2 separate regions of the Mus musculus genome follow, and region 1 is linked to region 2. The links are chromatin loops, found by intact Hi-C in ENCODE. Cell type or tissue: gastrocnemius. All regions are shown on one strand. Links, peaks and the distances in the headings refer to the core of each region. The heading gives the core; the rest is flanking DNA. Region 1 holds the start of Usp5 (ubiquitin specific peptidase 5 (isopeptidase T)). Region 2 holds the start of Cops7a (COP9 signalosome subunit 7A).

Region 1 (5,313 bases), core at 1-5,000, 140 kb after region 2:
TTTTCGTCTGCTGCGCTTAGAACCTGTGGTAAGAAAGGTTTTGTTAGAGTAAGGACTTAAAGTCGAGGGCTTACAGTTTACTTGTCCTCCGTTATCCCAGGACGTGACTCTAGCTTCTCTTCCCTCCATCTTGCTCTTCGGTTCTGTACCTGAGGACTGGGGAGTCTCTGGGTCTCTGGAGGGCTTGTCTGAGTTCTGGCTGGCAGCTATAGTTTCTGCGGATTGTTTGGCTTCCTCCTTGGTAAACACCTGTTTGGGATCGAGTTCAGCCTGGCTCCAAGGCAGTAACTGGTCCTCAGGGGATAACTGAGGATCTGAAGACAGGTCCAGGTCATAAAATAAAGGCGTTTCCCGGGGCAGAGCAAGCTCTGGGGAGGAAATCGATTCCGACGCTTCTGTCTCCAATACTTCGCTCAGCTCTTTCACCAGTGAGCACTGAGGGTCTGGAGGAAAGAAGGCCGAGAAGCTGCAGCTTCCCGATCCAAATCAAGGAGGGGAAGATAAGGGGGCGTCGGGCTCCTGCTCAGAGCGAAGGGGAGCGGGAAGGGGGAAACCAGGATGGGGGGAAAATGATCTGGAGAAGATCGGAGATAAGCGCTGGGTGGCGTCCCGGCCAGGTACAATTCTAGCACTCCAGTACTGAAGTAGGATTGCCTCAAGTTCCAGGCCAGCCTGGGATACAACGGGAGGCCTTGACTTAAAAAGAAAATGGGAAAAGACAAAAACAGCCGATCAGCGGACAAAGGAGCTTGTTAGCAAACCTGATGGCCCTAGTTGGAGGCCAAGAAGCTACACGTAGAAGGGGAGAACTGACTCCCTCAAATTGTCCTCTGACCTTCACATGTGAACTGTGCCAGGTGTGGGCCTCCACCCCCACCCCCAAATCTGTGTTAGAAAATGTTTTTAAGTGAGAAAGGTCCCATACAGGAGGATAGAAACCCTGGCATGCTTAAGACCTTTGGTTAAAACCCCAGACAAAAAAAAACCAAATAAATAAACAACAACAACAACAACAACAACAACCCAGTAAAACAAAAATGGTGGTGAAAGCACCCTAGAATAGGTGTCAGTTTCAGGCACCCCCTGAGCCCATCACTTGCCTGGACCACTGATCTTCATGGGTGTCCGTGCAATGCCAAGAGTAGGAGAGCGGGGATCTGGGTCTTGTGCCTGTTTGAGACCGTTCAGCTGTTCTGCTGGTAGGCTTGGCTGTGGAGAGCTCTCTACCTGTCAATACCACAGGTTAGAATAAGTCTGGGCCCTGGGCTGGAGAGATGGCTCAGCGGTTAAGAGCACTGGCTGTTCTTCCAGAGGTCCTGAGTTCAATTCCCAGCAACCACATGGTGGTTCACAACCATCTGTAATGGGATCTGATGCCCTCTTCTGGTGTGTCTGAAGACAGCAACAGGGTACTCATATACAAAATAAATAAATAAATCTTTAAAAAAAAAAAAAAGTCTGGGCCCTGACCTTTATCTCCTCCCCATATTTCTAGCCAGACCTGCGACTGCCCAGTGCAGGTTAAAGAATGCAGAAAGTTGCCAGGCACGGTAATGGCACATGCCTTTTATCTCAGTACTTGGGAGGCAGGAGGATCTCTATATGTTTGAGGCCAACCTGGTCTCCATTGTGACAGGGCTACATGGTGAGACCCCGTCTTTAAAAAAAAAAAAAAAAAAAAAAGGCAGAAAGTCAGCTAATGAAAAAAGAGATCATGTATTTGAAAGACAGCAAGGAGGGGTATACGGAAGGGTTTGGAGGGAGGGACAGGCAGATATGACAAGATTATATTAGAGCCTCAAAAATAAATAATAAAAGGGGGAGGGATGGAGAAAGTAGGGTTCCAGTGGCAGTGGGAATGAGGGCTCATGTAAACAAGCTAGGCAGAGGCCCGCATCCAGACAGCCTCCCTGCATTCCCCAGCCCAGCCCAGTATACCTGAATAGGAGTGCGCTGGATGCCAGCACTAGGTGAACGAGGGTCTGCTACTCGAGCCACTTGCTTGTTGCGTGGCAGAGGCCGTGCTGGAGTGCCTGAGACGCTCTGAGTCGAACCCATCTCCACTGGGGCTGGGGACGGGGCCCGGCTGTGCAGATGCAGAGGAAGGGACGTCCGTCAGAAGAGACTCAGAGCTTACTGCTTCCGTGTCGGACCTCTGACCCCATACCCACCCGATCTTCCCAGCTTCCAGCAGAGGAACCTCCGGGTCGCTAGCCCAGAGAACTCTGCAAGGATAACGAATGGAGATTTTTAACAGAGCAGTCAGGTCTGCGGGAGCCTTCGTATTTAACCACTAATTCATTCACATTACTTACCGGGCCCCAGCTCGACCTCTGCCCGAACACCAGCTAGAGAAATAACTCCCAAAGCCCGGAGTTTCAAACTTCCCTCCACGCCCCCTGCCCCGACCCTATTGGCTAAGCCGAAGCAGACTCTCATAGGCCAGTTGTGGAAAATGCGCCTTCCGGAGCAGAAAGCCATTGGTCTGAAGGATGTCTATCATGAGGACTGGCCAATGGGCTGAGGACTGGCTTGCCCTCCGGTGGTGGCTCCGTGAGCTGGGGACTTTTGTTTAGTATCAGCCTGACAGCGGTGGACTTGATGGGTGCCACTCGGCCTTTCTGTTTCATTAAACAAAATAGAATGAGTTATCAGACTGTATGCACAAAGCCAGCTGGAGACGGAGTTAATATGGTTTGTCTAAAGCGAAACAGCCATCCTTATTGGTTGACGGAGTTATCACGCATCTCTCAAAATCGCCTCATTGACTACTGCTTTTCAAATACCAAGACAAGTGCTTTCTGATTGGACGAGTCCTTGGCAAAGTTTCAGTAATCAATGCGTTTAAACAATTCACAGTTTCTGCTCTGCACGTAAGGCATTCTAGAGTCCTTGAATCACAGCTCCTGCAACTCCCAGCCCTCCTGGAACCGCCACATGAGCACTTGCCCTGGGAGAGCAGGATTGGTCCTTTCGGCCATCAGTTGTACCCGCGGCGCTTTTTATTGGTATTCGCTGAGTGGGGGCAGAGGGTGGAGCGCCAGGAGGCAGGCTGGGTCCAACTGCCGATCTCGCGCGTCTTGCCTTTAGCGCATGCGCACACTGAGTCGCGCTCATTGGATGCGAGAGACGGAGGGGGGCGGTACTAGGTACAGTGGGAGCTGCTGTGTGAGGAGGAGCTGCTGCCGGTGTCATGGCGGAGCTGAGTGAAGAGGCGCTGCTGTCAGTGTTACCGACGATCCGTGTCCCCAAGGCGGGAGACCGGGTCCATAAAGACGAGTGCGCTTTCTCTTTCGACACGCCGGTAAGCCCATTCCCCACGCCCGCGACGACCACGACTTCCTTCCATTGCCCTGGTCATTCGGCCAGGCCTGCAAACCTTGGGCTACCGCCTCCTTGCGATGCACCCTGGGACTTGTAGTTTTCTCCATACCTCTCTGCTTTTGCTTTTCATTCTCTGTAGCTGTAGTATGACTACCACTCCCGGAAGCTACAGCTCTCGCCTTGCCCACTCCTGGTCTCGTGAAGCATTATGGGCATTGTAGTTGGCCATGTCCCTAGTTCCTATTCTAAGTTCGAATTGTAACCCGTACGGCGAACTACATCCCCCAGGCGACTCCCAGAAAAACCCTTGAATGTGGCCTTGCACGTTGCGCAGGGCTCTCCGGGTTTTGTAGTTTCATGTGGGAGGAGTAGGGGCGACTCCCCGCTGTTCAGGGCAAGGGTTGAGATTGGGAAGGTATGTATCCTGCAGCTTCTAGTCTGGAAGAGGATGCCAATCTGTGAAGAAGTCCGATTTAGAGAAACACTGAGTTAAATAGCCTCCACTAGTGGTTAATTTGGACAGGGGATGAGGAGGTGGGCCATTGGTCAGGGAGGAGGAAAAATACCCAATGGAGAGTTCTAGTCGTTTTTTCCTTTGAAGTGAACTATAGCCGCGACCCCTCCCATTCCTCCGTCCTTCACAGGTTGCCGAGACAACCCCTCTCTCAAGTATTCCTTAGAAAGGGTTTCTTTGGAGGATGCTAAGGCCCCTTTCTCGTCTTGCTCCCACTCTTGTCTAGTTAGACAAAGCCGCCACCCACACCGTGCTTCACGTTCTGCAGGCTCCACCTTGTACCTCCCTTCCTGCAGTTCTGCCTTCCTGTGTCATCTTCAGCCAGAGAGGAGCCTTCAGGCCCTAACTGAAAGGGCCGCAGTTTGGTTGGGATCCGCCCCCTTCATCACCCCTCCCCTCTAGCGGTTGTTGGGCCCTGCCCAGAGCTTTAAGCCAGACCAGCTCATGGCCTGAAAACTGCAAGTCAGACTGGAAAGGCTTCATTAATGCATCCCCAGTGCCAAGTATAGCAGCATAATGTGATGCCCACTTCAGGACCAGTCCTGTGATTTGTGCTTTGCTTGGTTTGCTGGGCTTTGATCAGCGCCCCAGATAAGCTCTGCTTCTCTCAGGTTGGCCTTAGTAGAAGTAAAGGATGATTGCCCGGCACGGTTTTCCACCAGCGATGAAGCCAGCACCTTTTATTTTCATCTGAAGAGTTACTTGAGTGTTCTCACCTTCCTCCCAGGGACGAAAGGTAGAAATCAGTGGGTCAGTGTTTACACTTAAAGACAAGACAGTTGTTCTTGTCTCTCCTTGGTACTTTATATGACTGGAAAATAATGTTTTTGTTTGTTTATTTGTTTTGTAATTTTTCCAGCACCTTCCCTTTTTCATTCTGAGGCAAGGGCTCTCCAGCCTACTTGACGTAGTAACAAACTGAAGCTGGTCAGATCATCTTCTCATTCTTTTTATGGAAGCAAGAGAGTGTAGCTAAGCTTTGTGGTGAGAAATGCTTTATTAATGAACACTGCGGTCTACACTATTCTAGGAGTGGTGCAGTGTAATTTACTGGTCCACTAACTGCCTCAGATACCATACTGTCCTAACTTTACTATCACAGTGGAGAAAATTTCAAGGCCTCTAAGACTTATATCCCAGGAAGAGGATGCCTGTGGCTCAAAGCCTTGGATCTGAGATAAGACTCCTTTCCAGCTTCCTCTCCCACTTGCTCTGTCACTCTTATAGTGGCACTCACACGTAAAAACACATTGGAAGACTGGCCTAGTTTTAGGGGAGCCTGTCTTTCCCTCCTCAGCTGTGATTCAGGGTGGGCACTAATTTTCCCTGTTCTTCTTGACTTTTATGTTGTCTGGCTCTCTCAGCAAGTGTTGCCAGATTGTTCTGGGATATCTCAAACAGGTTTGGTGGCAACAAACCTGTCACCCCAGGCAGGCCTGGGAGGCTGAAACAGAAGAAAAGTCTAGGTCAGCCTG
Region 2 (5,368 bases), core at 155-5,154:
TTGCAGTACCTATGTGCCCACACACATACAAACGGGAGTGTAACACACACATCTGGCCTTCTCTATTTCTTTGGGTTTGAGACTGCATCTCATGCTGTAACCTACACTGGGCTTGCACTTAGAACCATCATCCTGCTCTGACATCTTAAATGTTGGCGTGACAGACATGAGCCATCGTGTCTGACTTCAAGAGAGTCCTGATACAGTCAGTTTCCCACACTTTGGGATTTGGTTTGCAAATATTTTGCTGATGATTTCAGTGTCAGTTTGTGATGCTGACCTATAGTTTCCAATCTCATTTTGTCTTTGACTGGTTTTATCAAAACATAGCTCTGGCCTCATAGAATAAGCATTCTTTCTTTTCGAACTTTCTGGAAATGTTATGTGAAATTGAAATGACTGGCACTCTGCCTTTTTAGTTACCAGACTAGCCTTTAATGGCTGAGCCACCTTTCCAGCCTGTGATGTACACTTTAAGAGCTTTGTACAACTTCAGGTTATTTTCCTTTGCTCAATTTTTTTCCCAAGGAAGGATCTTCTTATGTAACCCAGGCTAGCCTTAAACACATGACCCTCATATGCTACTACTCCTGGCTGTAATATCATTTTCTTTCTTCCTTCCTTCCTTTCCCCCACCCTGCCCCCCAACAGATGGTTTCTGTGTAGCTCTCACTGTCCTGTAACTCACTCTGTAGACTAGGTTGGCACTGAACTCACAAAGATCCTCCTGCCTCTGCCTCCCTGGAGTACTGGGATTAAATGCATGTGCCACCATACACAACTTGTCATTTTCTTTTTAAGACTTTAAGTTGGGTGTGGTAGTACACAGATTTAGTCTCAGCACAAGAGGCAGAAACAGGCTTATCTATGTCCGTTCCAGGCCAGCCTGGTCTACAGATTGAGTGCCAGGACAGCCACCCGGAAACCTGTCTTAAAACAGTTGAGAAACCCTGTAATAAAAAACAAACTAATAAAGTTTATTTTTTTTTTCCTTCAAGTATGTGTACATCACATGCAGTGCCCGTGGAGACCAGAAGAGGGCATCAGAACCCTCTGGAATTGGAGTTTGACAGTTGAGCCATTTTGTGGGTGTTGGCAACAGAAGCCAGGACCTCTGTAAGAACAGCCAGTGCTTGTAACCACTGAACCATCTCTCCAGCCCCTATGATGTCACTCTTAAAACTCTTCTGTTCATGCCTTGCATCTAACCCACTTGCAAATAATGTTCACTGAAGTCCGACAACTCATTCCCACTGTTTCTGCTTGGTCCAAGTCAACTTCATTGCTCACCTGAACACCTGTAATAGTCTCTGGTTGATCTTCCTGCTTCTCTCTGTGAGCTATCAATAGTGGTTTAAAAATCTTGATTATACTCAGGTGTGGTGTTGCACAACTTTAATCCCAACACCTGGAAGGCTGAGGTAGGCAGCCTTTGGTGAGTTAGAGGATAGCTCACTCTACACAGTGAGTTCCAGGACAGTCCATGATATATAGCTATATAGTGAGATCCCGTCTCAAAAAAAGGAAAAAAAAAATGTCTGGTCAAGTTGACAAAGGCTAGAGTCATCTTAAACGCGGAACTTCAGTTGAGAAAATGAGCCCATTATATTGCCTGTAGGTAGATCTATGGACTTATTTTCTTTTCTAAAAACTATGTTTTTGAGTGTTTTGCCTGCAAATACTCACGTGCACCATGTGCATCGCTGGTGCCTAATAACCCATTCAATGCCCCGAAGCTAGATTACTGTGGGAGCTGGGAATCGAACCAGGTCCTTTGCAAGAGCAACAAATGTTCTTAAATGCTGAGTCACCTCCGCAGCCCTGTAGTTATTTTCTTGATTAATGATTGGTGTGGGAGGCTCAGTGCATTGTGGGTGACACTACCAGGCAAGTAGTCCTGGAGGTGTAAGGTGTTTAGTGTGAGCCCTAGAGAGCAAGTCAGTCATCGCATCCCTCGTGCTCTGCCCAGACTTCCCACCAGGATGGACGGTGATCAGGATGTGAAAGCCTTGGCTTTGGCTGGTGTTTCCACATGGTGACAGAAAGCAAATGATTTATTATGTGTAGTGTTCCGCCTGCATGCATGCCTGCAGACCAGAAGGGGGCACCAGTTCTCATTAGAGATGATTTTTGAGCCACCATGTAGGTGCTGGGATTTGAACTCAGGACCTCTGAAAGAGCAGCCAGTGTTCTAAACTGCTGAGCCATCTCTCCAGCCCATTCATTGCCTTGTTTTCTAACTCTTCTCTCTCTCCCACTCTCAGCCTGGAACTATGCAGCTCACATGGCCTTTGGGCCTAAGATACTCCTGACTTAGCCTCCCAAGTGCTAGACCACAAGCATGCACCACCATCCCTCGAAGGAAGCGACGGAATCAGACAGGTATGCACTTGGACCCTATCCATATTTCTTTGTCCTACAGGTTAGTTCCAGAACTCAGCCCTTGAAGGTCCAATTCTCCTGCCTCAGCCTACTGAGTGATAGGATTACAAATCATCTAACAGTAAACCTGGCTTTACCTTAATTTCCTCCTTATATGGTTTCTGTAAGGATTTTTGTTTTGTTTCATTTTGAAACCTGGTCTATTTAGTGGCGGATGATCCAACTCAGAAATCCACCTAATTAAAGGTGTGTACCACCATGATATTTGGGAGATAGGGTCTCTCACACTGTAGCCCGGGATAACCTCCCAACATATAGCAATCCTCCTGCCTCAGCCTCCTGGATGCTGGGATTACAAGTGCCCGGCTGAATCCTTTAACTTTTAAATTTCCTCATCTGCCTTGGTTCCACTCACACTTTTCTCCTTGCTAATTTGGGATCCAAAGACTAAAAAAATGACTCAATATTTATTTGTAGTAACCATGGCCAAAAGTCTGGTCATGCGATCTGAAACTTCTATGGGAAGAAAACCTCAAAAGCCTAACCAATACACTTCCTTTTCCCCCTTAATCACTCGGGGGTTTGTTTTCTTTCTTATTGAGACCGGTTCTCATGTTGCTCAAACTGGCTTGGAATCTGCGATGGAGCTGAGGCTGGTTTTGAACTCCTGATTCTCCCCTACCTCTACCTCCAATACGCCGGGGGGTGGGGTGGGGGCATGTGTTACCACTTCCTGCCCCCTTACCCTTTAAACTTTTCTTCTGCTCTTTAAAAAGAGTGGATAAGTTGTTGGACTATTTATAGCCTCGTTTCTCTCCTTTCTCCCTTATTTTTTCTTTCTGCGAATTCTCGCCTTCCGCTAACGCTCACGTCGCCGCAGGAACTCGGGGCCGCCATCCTGCCTTGTCCTGCAGCTCCCGGGAGGGTCGCTCCCCCGGACCTCCGCAGAGCCGAGGTCCTCTCCGCACCCTGCATTCACCGCTCTCGCACCCATAAAGATGCACGGACAGAGCGGAAGATGGGCGCCGCTCTCGCGCCTCCCGCGGTCCGGAAACGGAAGCAGGCCGGAGCCGCCCGGAACCCGCCTCCCGAGAGCGGAAGTACGGCCGGAAGCTGGCCATAGAAGCGAGCGGCTAGAGCGGCCCTGCGGGGAGGTGGCAGGAAAGGCTTGGGAGCCGCTGCCGGAGGTGACGGAGCGGCCGCCCCGCCCCGTGCGCTGGGAGACGAGGCTTCCAGGTAGCCGTCGGTTGCAGTCGGTCCGGGGGTACGACCTGGCCTTGGGCGCAGACCCCGGCCGGTCCCGGGGCTGCCTCTTTAAGGGAGGGGGTGGAGCCGCGAGTCAGGCGCGAGGAGGTGAGGTCACGTGGGGGCGGCCACGTGCACGACTCGCGTCCCGAAGTGGGGGTTCGTCGTCGTCCGGTAGACACCATGTGCTATCTCTCCCTTCCCTGGTTCATCAGTCTTGGAACTCAATGGGGTGCACGTGGTGGGGCTTGGGACTGGGCCCGGGATGACGGAGCGGGTGGGCGTGGCAGCCAGGATGGGGCTGGCTTGGAGGAGCCCTCGAGTTGCCTTTTAGACCTCAGGACCCCACTTACTCACTGCGGATGTGGCGGGGTCCCTCTTGAGCGTGCAGCTCCCGTCCCTTCGAGCTGACCACCCTCGCAGGGTCCAGGGACCTTTAGTTTCACGTTCCTCTTTCCTTGCAGCTCCAGAAATCTTGAGGCCAGAGCCCCGCACCTCGGCGCAGCCATGAGTGCGGAGGTGAAGGTGACAGGGCAGAACCAAGAGCAGTTTCTGCTCCTTGCCAAGTCGGCTAAGGGGGCGGCACTGGCCACACTCATCCACCAGGTGCTGGAGGCCCCTGGTGTCTACGTGTTTGGGGAACTGCTGGATATGCCTAATGTTAGAGAGGTGTGTTGCTTGCCTGGGTAGTCCCCAAAGAACGTTGGGACCAAAGTTAACTCTTGAGTGCTGGGCTCGTTTTTTGTACCCAGTAACCACTCAGGTGATCGGGGTACCGATAATTAGCTCTCAACATGGAAAAATAAATCAATCAAATAAAGGTCTTCATTATCTTACAGATAAAGGGTCTGTAAACTTAGTGCTCCCTCCCTCTGTACCCACACTTTGAGTCAGGATTTCACTGTGTAGTCCTGGCTGCCCTAAACTAGTAACTATGGTCTAAGGTGGCCTTGAATGTGTGGGAAATCCCTGCCTATGTCTCATGCATAATTTTTTTTGTTATTTAAAAATATGGAACGCTTTACAAATTGGAGTGTCGTCTTTGCTCAGGGGCCATGCTAATCTTCTCGGGATCGTTCCAGTTTTAGTATATGTGTTGCTGAAGCAAGCAGAAATCTTTAATTTTGAAGCAAAAGAACAAGTCATTAAGAATACCACTGATAAACTCCAGCTTGTCCACCAGTATGATATCTTTTTGTGTTGGTTTTTTTTTTTTTTTTTTTTTCAGGACAGGGTTTCTCTATGTACTATAACTGTGTTCTGGAACTCTCTCTGTCGACCAGGCTGGCCTTCAACTCAGAGATCCTCTGCCTCTTCCTCTCGAGTGTTGGGATTAAAGACTTGTGCTACCATGCCTGCCTAGTGATACCTCTTAATAATCCTGTCACTAACATTTGGGAGGTAGAAAGAGTTGGATCTCTGAGTTGTAGGTCAGCCTGGTCTACAGATTGAGTTCCAGGACAGCCAGGGCTACACAGAGAAACCCTATCTTAAAAACAAAATAAGTCAGAAAACCTGGATCAGAAAACCCTCAGTTTTCTCTTTAAAATGGTGGTGAGAATCTAACTGCTGATAGAGTAGTTGCTTAGCACTTGTGAGGCCTTGGCTTCGATTTCGGAACTTGGGATGCTGAGATAGGGGACCACAACTTTTTAGATCAGCGTGGGCAACTTAGACTCCATCTCAAAAAGGAGTGGGGGTCTTTTCAGTGAAAGAGCCCTTGTCTGTAGTTTGCAAGGCT

What was found. Peaks named below come from ENCODE experiments on the same cell type or tissue, not always from the same donor. Only the 100,000 strongest peaks of a DNase experiment are listed, where the experiment ranks them.
Region 1: a loop joins it to region 2, with 14 times the contacts of the local background. A loop is called at or near these places in 1 of 42 quality-filtered maps.

Annotation. Positions count from the first base shown.
Region 1 is chr6:124,827,276-124,832,588 of GRCm38, reverse strand. Usp5 (ubiquitin specific peptidase 5 (isopeptidase T)) reads left to right here and starts at 3,105. Exons shown (of 20, transcript NM_001326594.1): 1 at 3,105-3,304. The coding sequence starts at 3,194. Cdca3 (cell division cycle associated 3) reads right to left here and starts at 2,413. Exons shown (of 6, transcript NM_013538.5): 1 at 2,316-2,413; 2 at 1,939-2,086; 3 at 1,101-1,227; 4 at 150-443; 5 at 1-23. The coding sequence starts at 2,058. In gastrocnemius, for the core only: a CTCF peak has its summit at 2,543; DNase peaks (open chromatin) are centred at 2,472, 3,073, 3,471, 4,214 and 1 more place; H3K4me3 peaks cover 2,749 bases; H3K27ac peaks cover 2,454 bases.
Region 2 is chr6:124,963,652-124,969,019 of GRCm38, reverse strand. Cops7a (COP9 signalosome subunit 7A) reads left to right here and starts at 3,508. Exons shown (of 8, transcript NM_001355542.2): 1 at 3,508-3,618; 2 at 4,092-4,296. The coding sequence starts at 4,135. It overlaps Gm23851 (a small nuclear RNA gene), which reads right to left and starts at 4,737; the gene lies at 4,633-4,737. In gastrocnemius, for the core only: CTCF peaks have their summits at 1,027 (motif pointing right), 2,085 (motif pointing right) and 3,388; DNase peaks (open chromatin) are centred at 1,030, 2,105, 3,071 and 3,499; H3K4me3 peaks cover 1,998 bases; H3K27ac peaks cover 1,858 bases.